Linked DNA regions of Homo sapiens: region 2 is linked to region 1. Evidence: read pairs that join two places in POLR2A ChIA-PET (ENCODE). Cell type or tissue: Panc1. All regions are shown on one strand. Each heading gives the region's core, and the rest is flanking DNA. Links, peaks and the distances in the headings are about the cores only.

Region 1 (8,276 bases), core at 1,533-5,532:
GTGAGGGCAAGGACTGGGGCTTTCTTGGTCACCGGCTTTTTCAGTGATCAGCCCACAATGAACATGTACCATAATGGTGGCTAACGCTCTGTATCATGGGCTGGTCTGTGTGCTTTCATATAAATCTTGATAACATTTAATTCTCACAACAATCTTGTAGGAAGAAGGCTATTGTTATTCCCATTCGTCAACTAAGAAACTGGGGCCGGGCGCGGTGGCTCACCCCTGTAATCAATCCCAGCACTTTGGGAGGCCGAGGCGGGCGGATCACCTGAGGTCGGGAGTTCGAGACCAGCCTGACCGACATGGAGAAACCCTTTCTCTACTGAAAATACAAAATTAGCCGGGCATGGTGGCGCATGCCTATAATCCCAGCTACTCGGGAGGCTGAGGCAGGAGAATTGCTTGAACCCAGGAGACGGAGGTTGCAGTGAGCCGAGATTGCGCCATTGAACTACAGCCTGGGCAACAAGAGCGAAACTCCGTCTCAAAAAAAAAAGAAAGAAAAGAAAAAGAAACTGAGACAGGGGTGATGTGACTTGCCCAGGGTCACATAGCAAGTAAAGTGGTTGAGGCCACCCGTATAGAATTCTGCTTAGGAACCCAATTTTTGGCCGGGCGTGGTGGTTCAGGCCTGTAAGCCCAACACTTTGGGAGGCTGAGGCAGGAGGATCACTGAAACACAGGAGTTCAAGATCAGCCTAGGCGACAAAGCCAGACCTTTTCTCTACAAAAAAAAAAAAAAAAAAAAAAAAGGCTGGGCGTGGGTGGGGTGCGTCTGTGGTCCCAGCTACTTGGGAGGCTGAAGTGGGAGGATCGCTTGAGCTAGAGAGGTTGAGGCTGCAGTGAGCTATGATTGCACCACTGCACTGCTGCCTGGGCTGAGCAAGAACCTATCTGAAAAAAGGAAAAAAAAAAAGAACTCAATTATTGAAATCGGAAAGACTCTCTCACATTCTCAAGTAAATTATCACCTTTATTGAACCTCATTTTCCAGATCTAAAAACTGAGCAAAATCATAATACCTTTTTTGCATGGATGTTGGGGGAGATTAAATTAGCTAAACCTTGCAGTATTTCTTTTTTATGGTAACTGGCAGCTAGTAAAGGGCTGGATAAATGTTAGCTCTTATCACTTCAAGAAAATTATCGGGAGAACCGAAGGAGCTTGTTGGGATTCAGTTTGAGGTTACCAGTGAAGTTGCTGTTGAAGAAAGCAAAACCAGCAGCCGGGCACTGGCTCACGCCTGTAATCTCAGCACTTTGGGAGGCTGAGGTGGGCAGATCATTTGAGGTCAGGAGTTCAAGACCAGTCTGGCCAAGATGGTGAAACCCCGTCTCTACTGAAAATACAAAAATCAGCTGGATGTGGCGGTGCGCACCTACAGTCCCAGCTACTCGGGAGGCTGAGCAGGAGAATCACTTGAACCCTGGGAAGCAGAGGTCGCAGTGAGCTGAGACCGCACCACTGTACTCCAGCCTGGGTGATAGAGACTGTCTCAAAAAAAAAAAATCAGGAGTGTAAATTTTGCATATGTTTTTTTTTTTTTTTTTTTTTTTTTTTTTTGAGGCAGAGTTTCACTCTGTCACCCAGGCTGGAGTGCAGTGGCACGATCTTGGCTCACTACAACCTCTGCCTCCCAGGTTCAAGCGATTCTCCTGCCTCAGCCTCCCGAGTAGCTGGAATTACAGGCACCCGCCACCACGCCTGGCTAATTTTTATATTTTTAGTAGAGACGGGGTTTCACCATGTTGGCCAGGCTTTTCTCGAACTCCTGACCTTAGGTGATCCGCCCACCTCGGCCTCCCAAAGTGCTGGGATTACAGGTGTGAGCCACCACACCCGGCCTGCATATGTTTTTAGAGTGTGGTGCCCAACCATTATCGGGCAGTGCTGGGGACACATTGGTGACATAGAACCCTGGTTTTTTGTTTTTAAATCTTATTTTATTTATTTATTTATTTTTGAGACGGAGTCTTCCTCTGTCGCCCAGGCTGGAGTGCAGTGGCACCATCTCTGCTCACTGCAAGCTCTGCCTTGCCTCCTGGGTTCACGCCATTCTCCTGCCTCAGCCTCCCGAGTAGCTGGGACTACAGGCGCCCACCAGCACACCCGGCTAATTTTTTGTATATTTAGTAGAGAAGGGGTTTAACCATGTTAGCCAGGATGGTGTTGATTTCCTGACCTCGTGATCTGCCCACCTTGGCCTCCAAAAGTGCTGGGATTACAGGCGTCAGCCCCAGCGCCCGGCGTTTTTTTTTTTTTTTTGAGATGAGACGGAGTGTCGCTCTGTTGCCCAGGCTGGAATGCAGTGGTGCGATCTCAGCTCACTGCAACCTCCGCCTCCCGAATTCAAGTGATTCTCTGCCTCAGCCTCCTGAGTAGCTGGGATTCCAAGCACCTGCTACCACGCTTGGCTAATTTTTGTATTTTTAGTAGAGACGGGGTTTCACCATCTTGGCTATGCTGGTCTCGAACTCCTGAACTGTGATCCACCCGCCTCGGCCTCCCAAAGTGCTGGGATTACAGGTGTGAACCACCGCACCCGGCCAGAACCCTGGTTCTTTAGGACAGTGACAGCCCAGAGTAGTCAGGGCCATCAGGCAGGAAGCTTAGGCAGAGTGTTGAGGGCTGGGATTGGGAACTTAGAAAGACAGAGAGATCCATTCAGCTTCCAGGAAAAGGAGACATTTTGGAGAGCCTGCCAGGTACAGTAAGCAGTATTTATGTTACACTGAGGGAGAAGAGCATTCTTAACTTGGTCCAGCTTGTTCAGATGTTTAGGGTCAAAAGAGCCTGGCGTATTCTGAGTATTACAAGTAGTTTTGAGGCTTGTAAATCATGGGGAAACTTCCAGTGAGCTGTGCACTGGTGGCTCATGGCTGTGAGGTGTTGGACTTTGCCCTGAGGGTGTTGGGGAGCCAGACTGCTTCCCTGTCCTGGCTGCCTCCCTGGTGGAATATCCTCCCAGCTGTGGAGGGTAAATGCGAATGGGCGAGGGGAGGCTGGAGAGTAGAGAGAGGCCCAGAGTCCCGTGGAATGAGTGAAGTCTGAGCAAGATTCATGGGGATGGAGTACGGAGAGGAAAACCAGAAATGTCACCACCAGGAGAATTTTTGACTAATTGCTTAAAAACAACCTTGACTGCTGTCCCTGCCCCCACCCAGCCTACACATTTTCTTGCTTCTTTCCTAGCCTGGTATCTATTTTACAAGTGGCTTCTGCTTCAGCTTAGCTTTTTTTTTTGAGATGGAGTTTCGATTTGTCACCCAGGCTGGAGTGCAGTGGCGCAATCTCTGCTCACTGTAACTTTTGCCTCTCTGGTTCAAGCTATTCTCATGCCTCAGCCTCCCCAGTAGCTGGGATTACAAGCGCCCTCCACCACGCCTAGCTAATTTTTTTTCTTTTCTTTTTTTTTTTTTTTTTTTTTTTTGGCATTTTTAGTCAAGACGGGGTTTCACCGTCTTGGCCAGGCTGGTCTTGAACTCCTGACCTCACGTGATCTGCCTCAGCCTCCCAAAGTGCTGGAATTATAGGCATGAGCCACCATGCCTGGCCAGTTTTTATGAAGGTTGGAGTCCAGTGGTGAGGTCATGGCTCACTGCAACCTCTGCCTCCCAGGCTAGAGTGATCCTCCCACTTCAGCCTCCCAAGTAGCTATGACCACAAGGCATGCACCACTATGCCTGGCTAATTTTTGTATCTTTTGTAGAGACAGGGTTTCACCCTATTGCCCAGACTGGTCTTGAACTCTTGAGTGCAAAGGATCTGCCCACCTCGGCCTCCCAGAGTGCTGGGATTACAGGTGTGAGCCACCATGCTTGGCCATCTCAGCCATCTTCTTTGCATAAGACATTGGTGCCCTTTGCAGACCTGGGTGGTGAGAGGGAGTCCATCCTTGTTGAGCTTGAATCTCACTTGCTGTCAAGTGATGCCCTTTGCTGGTGAGATGTGGTGGTACCGGGTTCAGATGGAATACGTGGACTGGGCTCTGCCATACGCTTCCTTATGCCCTCCAGATTGATGCCCTGGGCCAGTGAGGAATCCTCTGAGAACCTGTTTCCAGTAAAATTGGGACAGTCATAGTTGCCACCTAATGGGTTTGTTGTGAGGAAGTGAAGTTACCTCCATAAAGCATTTGATGGGGGTGCGATGACTCATGCCTGTAATCCCAGCACTTTGGGGAAGCCAAGGCAGGAGGATCACTGGAGCCCAGGAGTTCAAGACCAACCTGGCCAACATAGGAGACTGTGTCTACAAAAAATAAAAAATTAGCCGTGCGTCGTGCTGCGTGCCTATGGTCCCAGCTCCTTGGGAGGCTGTGGTGGGAAGATTGCTTGAGCCTGGGAGGTCAGGCCTGTAGTAAGCTACCATCATGCCACTGAACTCCACCCTGAGCAGTAGAAGGAGATTCTGTCTTTAAAAAAAAAAAAAGGCACTTGATGGTATCTAGTCAAATGTTTGCAGCCAGGTGTGGTGGCACACTCCTGTAATCCCAGCACTTTCGGAGGCCAAGGTGGGCTAATTGCTGAAGCTCAGGAGTTCAAGACCAGCCTGGGCAACATAGCAAGACCCTGTCTCTGCACAAAATCCAGAAATTAGCTGGGCATGGTGGCATACACCTGTGGTCCCAGCTACTCCATAGGCTGAAGTGGGAGGACCGCTTGAGTCCGGGAGGTTGAGGCTACGGTGAGCCATGATCATGCCACTGCACTCCAGCCTGGGTGACAAAGTGAGACCTTGTCACCAAAAAAAAAAAAAAAAAATTGTGGTGGAGTCTGTGCTAGGCTTGGCATACTGCAGTAAACAAATGGGACAGGCTTATAGCTCCTCAGGCAAGATAGACAAGTTAACGTACCATGACAGGAGGTGGGAAATAGTCATGAAAGAAAAGGAAGTAGAGTAAGAATGACATGGGAAGAAATTTAGACGTCGTGGTCAGAGGTGGCAACATTTCCTCTGAGACTGGGTGACTAGAAGGAGGCCACCATGTAAACCTCAGGGGAGGGATGTTCCAGGTAAAGAGAGCAGCCAGTTCAAAGGCCCTGGGGCAAAATTGGTGTGTCAGACCTGGGGGCCAGTGTGGTTGGGAACTCAGGAGGGCGGTGGAATGTGGGCAGGGATGAGGTGGGGGAAATCTGCCAGGGCCACGTCATGCAGGCCCATGTCAGGGTGCTGGTGGCAGTGAAAAGAATCACTCATTTATCGAGTGTTTACTACGTGCCGGATGCTGTCCTGAGCACTTTGCATGTATGTGCACATGTTCATTATATAGCAGCTCTCTGTAAGCACATCTTACAGAAGAGTAGAAGAGTGTACTTGGCCACTTGAGTGGTTCCTGGCTGCTTCTGTGATTGTTAGGTCTTGAGAGATTATGGACCCGAGGCATTCTGGGTACCCCATCAATTGGCTGATGGTCTTCTATTTGGGCTGCGCTTCTTCTAAAAAGGGGAGCTCAAAGGTCTTTTTTTCCCCCACTGCAGAGCTAAAAAAGTCCCTGTACGCCATCTTCTCCCAGTTTGGCCAGATCCTGGATATCCTGGTATCACGGAGCCTGAAGATGAGGGGCCAGGCCTTTGTCATCTTCAAGGAGGTCAGCAGCGCCACCAACGCCCTGCGCTCCATGCAGGGTTTCCCTTTCTATGACAAACCTATGGTGAGCATTGCGGGTACGGAGGCTGTGTGGGTGTGTAAAATGTTATAGGAGACTGGGCGGGCCTGGATTAGAGGAGGGGATATTACGGTTCATTTGCCAAGGTGAGGCTGGACCAGGCTCCCACTGCACCTTGCCTCATTTAAAAATCTTTTCTTTGGCCGAGGGCGGTGGCTCACGTCTGTAATCCTGGCACTTTGGGAGGCCGAGGCAGGTGGATTACCTGAGCTCAGGAGTTTGCAGCCAGCCTGGGCAACACCGTGAAACCCTGTCTCTACTAAAATACAAAAATTAGCTCGGTGTGGCAGCATGCACCTGTAGTCCCAGCTACTCCTGTGGCTGAGGAAGGAGAATTGCTTGAACCCGGGAGGCAGAGATTGCAGTGAGCCGAGATCCTGCCACTGCACTCCAGCCTAGGCAACAGAGTGAGACTCTGTCTCAGAAAAAATAAATAAATAAATAAATAAATAAATAAATTATTTTGAGACAGAATCTTCCTCTGTTGCCCAGGCTGGAGTGCAGTGGTGCAATCTTGGCTCACTGCAACCTCCACCTCCCGGGTTCAAGTGATTCTCCTGCCTCAGCCTCCTGAGTAGCTGGGATTACAGGCACGTGCCACCATACCTGGCTGATTTTTTTATTTTTAGTAGAGACGGGGTTTCGCCATGTTGCCCAGGCTGGTCTCAAACTCCTGAGCTCAAGTGATCTGCCTGCCTCAGCCTCCCAAAGTGCTAGGATTACAGGCGTGAGCTACTGTGCCACACTAAGAATCTTTAACATACCTTCCCCTACTGAATAAGCACCATGAAAGAGGGGTTTTTGTCTATTTTGTTCATTGCTTTATTCCCAGAGCCTTGAATGGCGCCTGGCATCTGGCAGGTTCTCCTTAAACAGCTAAGTGAGTGAGATTGAACCTGGAAGACTGAAGTATTCTTGTGTGACAGGAAATCCCCCTGCACTGCACTCCTCTCCTAGCATTGTCTCCTCGGTCCTTTGGCCTGATGTTTATTGCTGTTCCAGCTTCCCTTAAAAATACCAACAGCCTTTCTACTGAACACTTGCTTACTGTGTGTCAGGTACTGTTCCAAGCACTTTAACTCATTTAGTCCTCACAACAGTCCTTTGAAGTGGGAAGTATCATAATCCCCATTTTTCAGACAAGGAAGTTAAGGCCAAGATATTTCTGTGTTTCTCAGTAAGCTCCTGATAAGGTCTGAATTTTTTTTTGTTTGTTTGTTTTTTGTTTTTTGTTTTTTGCTCTGTTGCCTGGGCTGGAGTGCAGTGGTGCCATCTCAGCTGACTGCAACCTTCGCCTCCTGGGTTCAAGCGATTCTTCTGCCTCAGCCTCTTGAGTAGCTGGGACTACAGGTGCGCACCACCATGCCCAGCTAATTTTTGTATTTTTGGTAGAAATGGGGTTTCCTGGCCAGGCGCAGTGGCTCATGCCTGTAATCCCAGCACTTTCGGAGGCCGAGGTGGGTGGATCACCTGAGGTCAGGAGTTCGAGACCAGCCTGGCCAACATGGTGAAACCCTGTCTCTACTAAAAGCACAAAAATTAGCCAGGCGTGGTGGTGGGCGCCTGTAATCCCAGCTAGTAGGGAGGCTGAGGCAGAATTGCTTGAACCCGGGAGGCAGAGGTTGCAGTCAGCTGAGATCTCATCACTGCACTCTAGCCTGGGTGACAGAGCAAGACAATGTCTCAAAAAAAAAAAAAAAAGAAAAGAAACAAAGAAATGGGGTTTTGCCATGTTGGCCAAGCTGGTCTCCACCTCCTGGCCTCAAGTGATCTGCTCGCTTTAGCCTCCCAAAGGGCTGGGATTACAGGCATGAGCCGCAGCACCTGGCCCCTGATAAAGGTCCAATTTTGAATCTTGGCAATTGGGCTCTGAATCCACGCTCTTAACCCGTTCTGCTCTCTGTTTGGTAGCGTATCCAGTATGCCAAGACCGACTCAGATATCATTGCCAAGATGAAAGGCACCTTCGTGGAGCGGGACCGCAAGCGGGAGAAGAGGAAGCCCAAGAGCCAGGAGACCCCGGCCACCAAGAAGGCTGTGCAAGGCGGGGGAGCCACCCCCGTGGTGGGGGCTGTCCAGGGGCCTGTCCCGGTAAGCCAGGTCCCGGAGACCAACCCTCCCACTGCCAGACCTTCCTCAGCCACATGGACTGGCTTTGGGACAGGGTGGGGAGAGTTCTCCCCTTGGGGCTTCAGACCCCTCCTTTCCATTTCTTTATAGAGATGTGTTTCTCTCTCTCTTTTGGGGGGTATTGAGCACCTAGATGATGCTATCTCCTTTCGAAACTCTTGTTCCCTCCTTGTGACTGTTTCTCAAGGTCTTTCTTCATGGCTATGACTTGGTTTCGCTCTCTCCGTGGCCTTGATTTTGTCGCCTGTGTCTTGTAACTCATTGTGCATGTAGAAAATCCAAGTGTCTACTAAGCAACTGTTAGGATTAATAAGTGAACTTAAATTTAGAAAGATCGCTGGATATAAAGGCAATATGGAAAAAAATTAGTTTTATTTATTTATTCATATTATGTTTTGAGACAGGGTCTCACTGTCACCCAGGTTGGAGTGCAGTGGCGCCATCACAGCTCACTACAACCTCCGCCTCCCAGGCT
Region 2 (4,000 bases), core at 1-4,000, 320 kb after region 1:
ATTTATTCTTTCAAATAACCAATTGCTGGACTCGTTGATCTTTTGTTCATATATTGTGAAAAGTAGTGTGATGATTCCTGAAAGAACTAAAACAAGAACTACCATTCAACCCAGCAATTCCACTACTAGGTATATACTGAAAGGAATATAAATAATTCTACCATAAAGACACATGCACATGTATGTTCACTGCAGCACTATTCACAATAGCAAATACATGGAATCAACCTAAATGCCCAAAATGGTAGACTGGATAAAGAAAATGTGGTACATATACACCATGGAATACTGTGCAGCCATAAAAAAAAGAACAAGATCATGCCCTTTGCAGAACATGGATGAAGCTGGAGGCCATTATCTTTAGCAAACTAATGCAGGAACAGAAAACTAAATACTGCATGTTCCCACTTAGAAGTGGTAGCTGAATGATGAGAACACATGAACACACAGAGGGGAACAGCAGACACTGGGGCCTCCCTGAGGGTGGAGGGTGAGAGGAGGAAGAAGATCAGGAAAAATAACTGGTGGGTACTAGGCTTAATACTTTGGTGATGAAATGATCTGCACAACAAACCCCCATGACATGAGTTTACCTGTATAACAAACCTGCACATGTACCCCTGAACTTAAAATTAAAATAAATAAAATAAAATAACATTTCATAAAATTTTTTAAAACAGAAAACATGTTCATTCCCTGGCAACTCCACCAAAAAAAAAAAAAAAAAGGAAAGAAAACATGGTTATATATACAATGGAATATTATTCAGCCATAAAAAAAAGAATGAAATCCTATCATCTGCAGGAACATGGGTGGACCTGGAGGACATTATATTAAGTAAAATAAGCCAGGCACAGAAAGACAAATATCACACATTCTCACTCATAATGGGAGTTAAAAAACTGATCTCATGAAAGTGGAAAGTAGAATGTTGGTTAGTAGAAGCTGTAATCCCTAGCAAGCTTCAACAGGGGAGCCAATGCTTTCAGTCAGGGGGTGGCACCACGTGTCTTCAAGATGAAATGCCTCTTGGGGACAAACATGCTACTTTCACCAAGTACATAAGCTTTCTGCTTGTCATACTTAGGATTGAACATTGTACATCCTTCAGAAGTACATCCTACTCAGATCTTGGGACAGTATGATCCCCCCATTTTGGGCATTTCCCTCATTTTTGGTTTGCATTGGGTTGCTGCTGGGAGAACCAAATGTCTGGCAGCTTCTTGGTCCCTTAAAAAAAAAAAATGTGCAGCTTCAGCCAGGCACAGTGGCTCATGCCTGTAATCCCATCACTTTGGGAGACCAAGGTGGGCAGATCACCTGAGGTCAGGAGTTTGCCACCAGCCTAGTCAACATGGCAAAATTCCGTCTCTACAAAAATAAAAAAATTAGCCAGGCGTTGTGGCTTGTGCCTTGAGATACAGTGCAGTCTCTTGTCATCCACTGCTTCCTTATTAGAGAGGGTAGAACCAACACTAGCTAACATCACGGGCCATACAGGTTAAGCCCATCTTAACAATTTTTTTTCTTTTTTTTGAGATGGAGTTTTGCTCTTGTTGCCCCAGGCTGGAGTGCAGTGGCCCAATCTCAGCTCACTGCAACCTCCGTGCCCACCCACCATCCCCCCTCCCGCCCCTGAGTTCAAGCGATTCTCCTGCCTCAGCCTTCCTAGTAGCTGGGACTACAATTGTGTGCCACCACACCCGGCTAATTTTTGTATTTTTAGTAGAGATGGGGTTTCACTATATTGGCCAGGCTGGTCTTGAACTCCTGACCTCAAGTGATCTGTAAGCCTCAGCCTCCCAAAGTGCTGGGCGTACAGGTGTGAGCCACTGCACCCAGTCACAGATGCAGATTTCTTACATGCATGTATTGCATCATGGCGAAGTCTAGGCTATTAGCGTCCCCAGCACCCAAATAGTAAACACTGTACCTAATAGGTAACTTTTCAAGCCTCACCCCCTCCTGCCCACCCACCTTTCGAAGTCTACAATGTCTCTTGTTCCACTCTGTATGTCCAAGGGTATCCATTGTTTAGCTTCCATTTATAATTGAGAACATGTGTTATTTGACTTTCTGGTTTGACCTCTTTCACTTAGGGTAATGGTCTCCAGTTCCATCCATGTTGCTACAAAAGACATGATTTCATTCTTTTTTATGGCTGAGTAGTATTCTATGTTATACATATGCCACATTTTCTTTATCCAAACCTCCGTTGATGGGCTTAGACTGATTCCATAGCTTTGCTATTATGAATACTGCTACAATAAACATACAAGTGTAGGTGTCCTTTTTATAAAATGATTTCTTTCTTTTTTTTTTTTCTTTTTTTGAGGTGCAGTCTCACTCTGTCGCCCAAGCTGGAGTGTGCAGTGGCACGATCTCGGCTCACTGCAACCTCTGCCTCCCTGGTTCAAGCGATTCTCCTGCCTCAGCCTCCCGAGTAGCTGGGACTACAGGCGTGTGCCACCATGCCAGGCTAATTTTTTGTATTTTTAGTAGAGACAGGGTTTCACCATGTTGGCCAGGCTGTTCTCGAACTCCTGACCTCAGGCGATCTTCACTTCTCGACATCCCAAAGTGCTGGGATTACAAGGCATTAGCCATCACCTTGTAATCCTTGCCTAAAATGATTTCTTTCTTTTGCTGTGAAGAAACTCTTTTAGTTTAAGTCCCATTTGTCTATTTTTTGTTTTATTGCATTTGTTTTTGAGGACTTCATCATAAATTCTTTGCCTAGGCCTGTGTCCAAAAGAATTTTTCCTAGGTTTTCTTCTAAAATTTTTATAGTTTCAGGTCTTAGATTTAGGTCTTTAATCCATCTTGAGTTCATCTTTGTATATGGTGAGAAATACCAGTCCAGTTTCATTCTTCAGCAAATGATTATCCAATCTTCCCAGAAATATTTATTGAATAGGATGTCCTTTCCCCAGTGTATATTTTTGCTGACTTTGTCAAAGATTAGTTGGTTGTAGGTAGGTGGCTTTATTTTGGGTTTTCTATTCTGTTCCATTGATATATGTGTCTATTTTTATACCAGTACAATGCTGTTTTGGTTACTATAGGCTTGAAGTATAATTTGAAGTCAGGTAATGTAATGCCTCCAGCTTTGTTCTTTTTGCTTGGAATTGCTTAAACTATTTGGGCTCTTTTCTGATTCTATATGAATTTTAGGATTGTTTTTTCTAATTCTGTGAAAAACGACGGTGTTTTGATAGAGATTGCATTCAATCTATAGATTGCTTTGGACTGTATGTTCATGTTAATGATGCTGATTCCTCAAATCCATGAGCATGGGATATTTTTCCATTTGTTTATGTCATCTACAATTTCTTTCATTGGTGTTTTGTAGGTCTTCTTATAGAGATCTTTCACCTCCCTGGTTAAATATATTCTTATGTATTTTATTTTCTTTGTAGCTATTGCAAATGTATTGCCTCCTTGATTTGGTCCTTGGCTAGATCGTTACCGGTATGTGGAAATGCAACTGATTTTTGTACATTAATTTTGTATCCTAAAACTTTACTGAATTCATTTCTCAAATCTAAGAGTTGTTTTTAGAGTCCTTAGGGTTTTCTAGGCATAAGATCATATCATCAGCAAACAGGGATAATTTGACTTCCTCTTTTCTAATTTGGATGCCCTCCATTTGTGTCTCTTGCCTGACTGCTCTGGCTAGGACTTCCAGTACTCTGTTGAATAAGAGTGGTGAAAGTGGCATTCTTGTCTTCTTCTAGTTCTTAAAGAGAATGCTTTCATCTTTTCACCGTTAAATGTTATGTTTGCTGTGGGCTTGTCATATGTAGCCTTTATTATGTTGAGGTATGTTGCTTCTAGGCCTGGTTTGTTGAGGATTTTTATCATGAAGAAATGCTGATTTTTATTGAATACTTTTTCTGCACCTATTGAGATAATCATATGGCTTTTGTCCTTCATTTTGTTGATGGAATGTATCACGTTATGGATTTGCATATGTTGAACCATTCTTGGATCCCCAGGT

Evidence for each region. ChIA-PET counts read pairs that join two places held together with the same protein. Peaks named below come from ENCODE experiments on the same cell type or tissue, not always from the same donor. Only the 100,000 strongest peaks of a DNase experiment are listed, where the experiment ranks them.
Region 2: POLR2A ChIA-PET joins it to region 1 with 7 read pairs; 3 of 35 experiments call an interaction of 5 or more read pairs at or near these places.

Annotation. Positions count from the first base shown.
Region 1 is chr19:40,751,849-40,760,124 of GRCh38, forward strand. It overlaps SNRPA (small nuclear ribonucleoprotein polypeptide A), which reads left to right. Exons shown (of 6, transcript NM_004596.5): 2 at 5,484-5,656; 3 at 7,583-7,762. Among named protein-coding and RNA genes, the nearest start is that of SNRPA, 4.8 kb to the left of the region's middle. RefSeq lists enhancers at 1-589, 3,222-3,361. In Panc1, for the core only: no CTCF peak of the experiment used is centred there; no DNase peak of the experiment used is centred there; H3K4me3 peaks cover 797 bases; H3K27ac peaks cover 374 bases.
Region 2 is chr19:41,072,859-41,076,858 of GRCh38, forward strand. No RefSeq gene overlaps it. Among named protein-coding and RNA genes, the nearest start is that of CYP2A13, 14 kb to the right of the region's middle. In Panc1, for the core only: no CTCF peak of the experiment used is centred there; no DNase peak of the experiment used is centred there.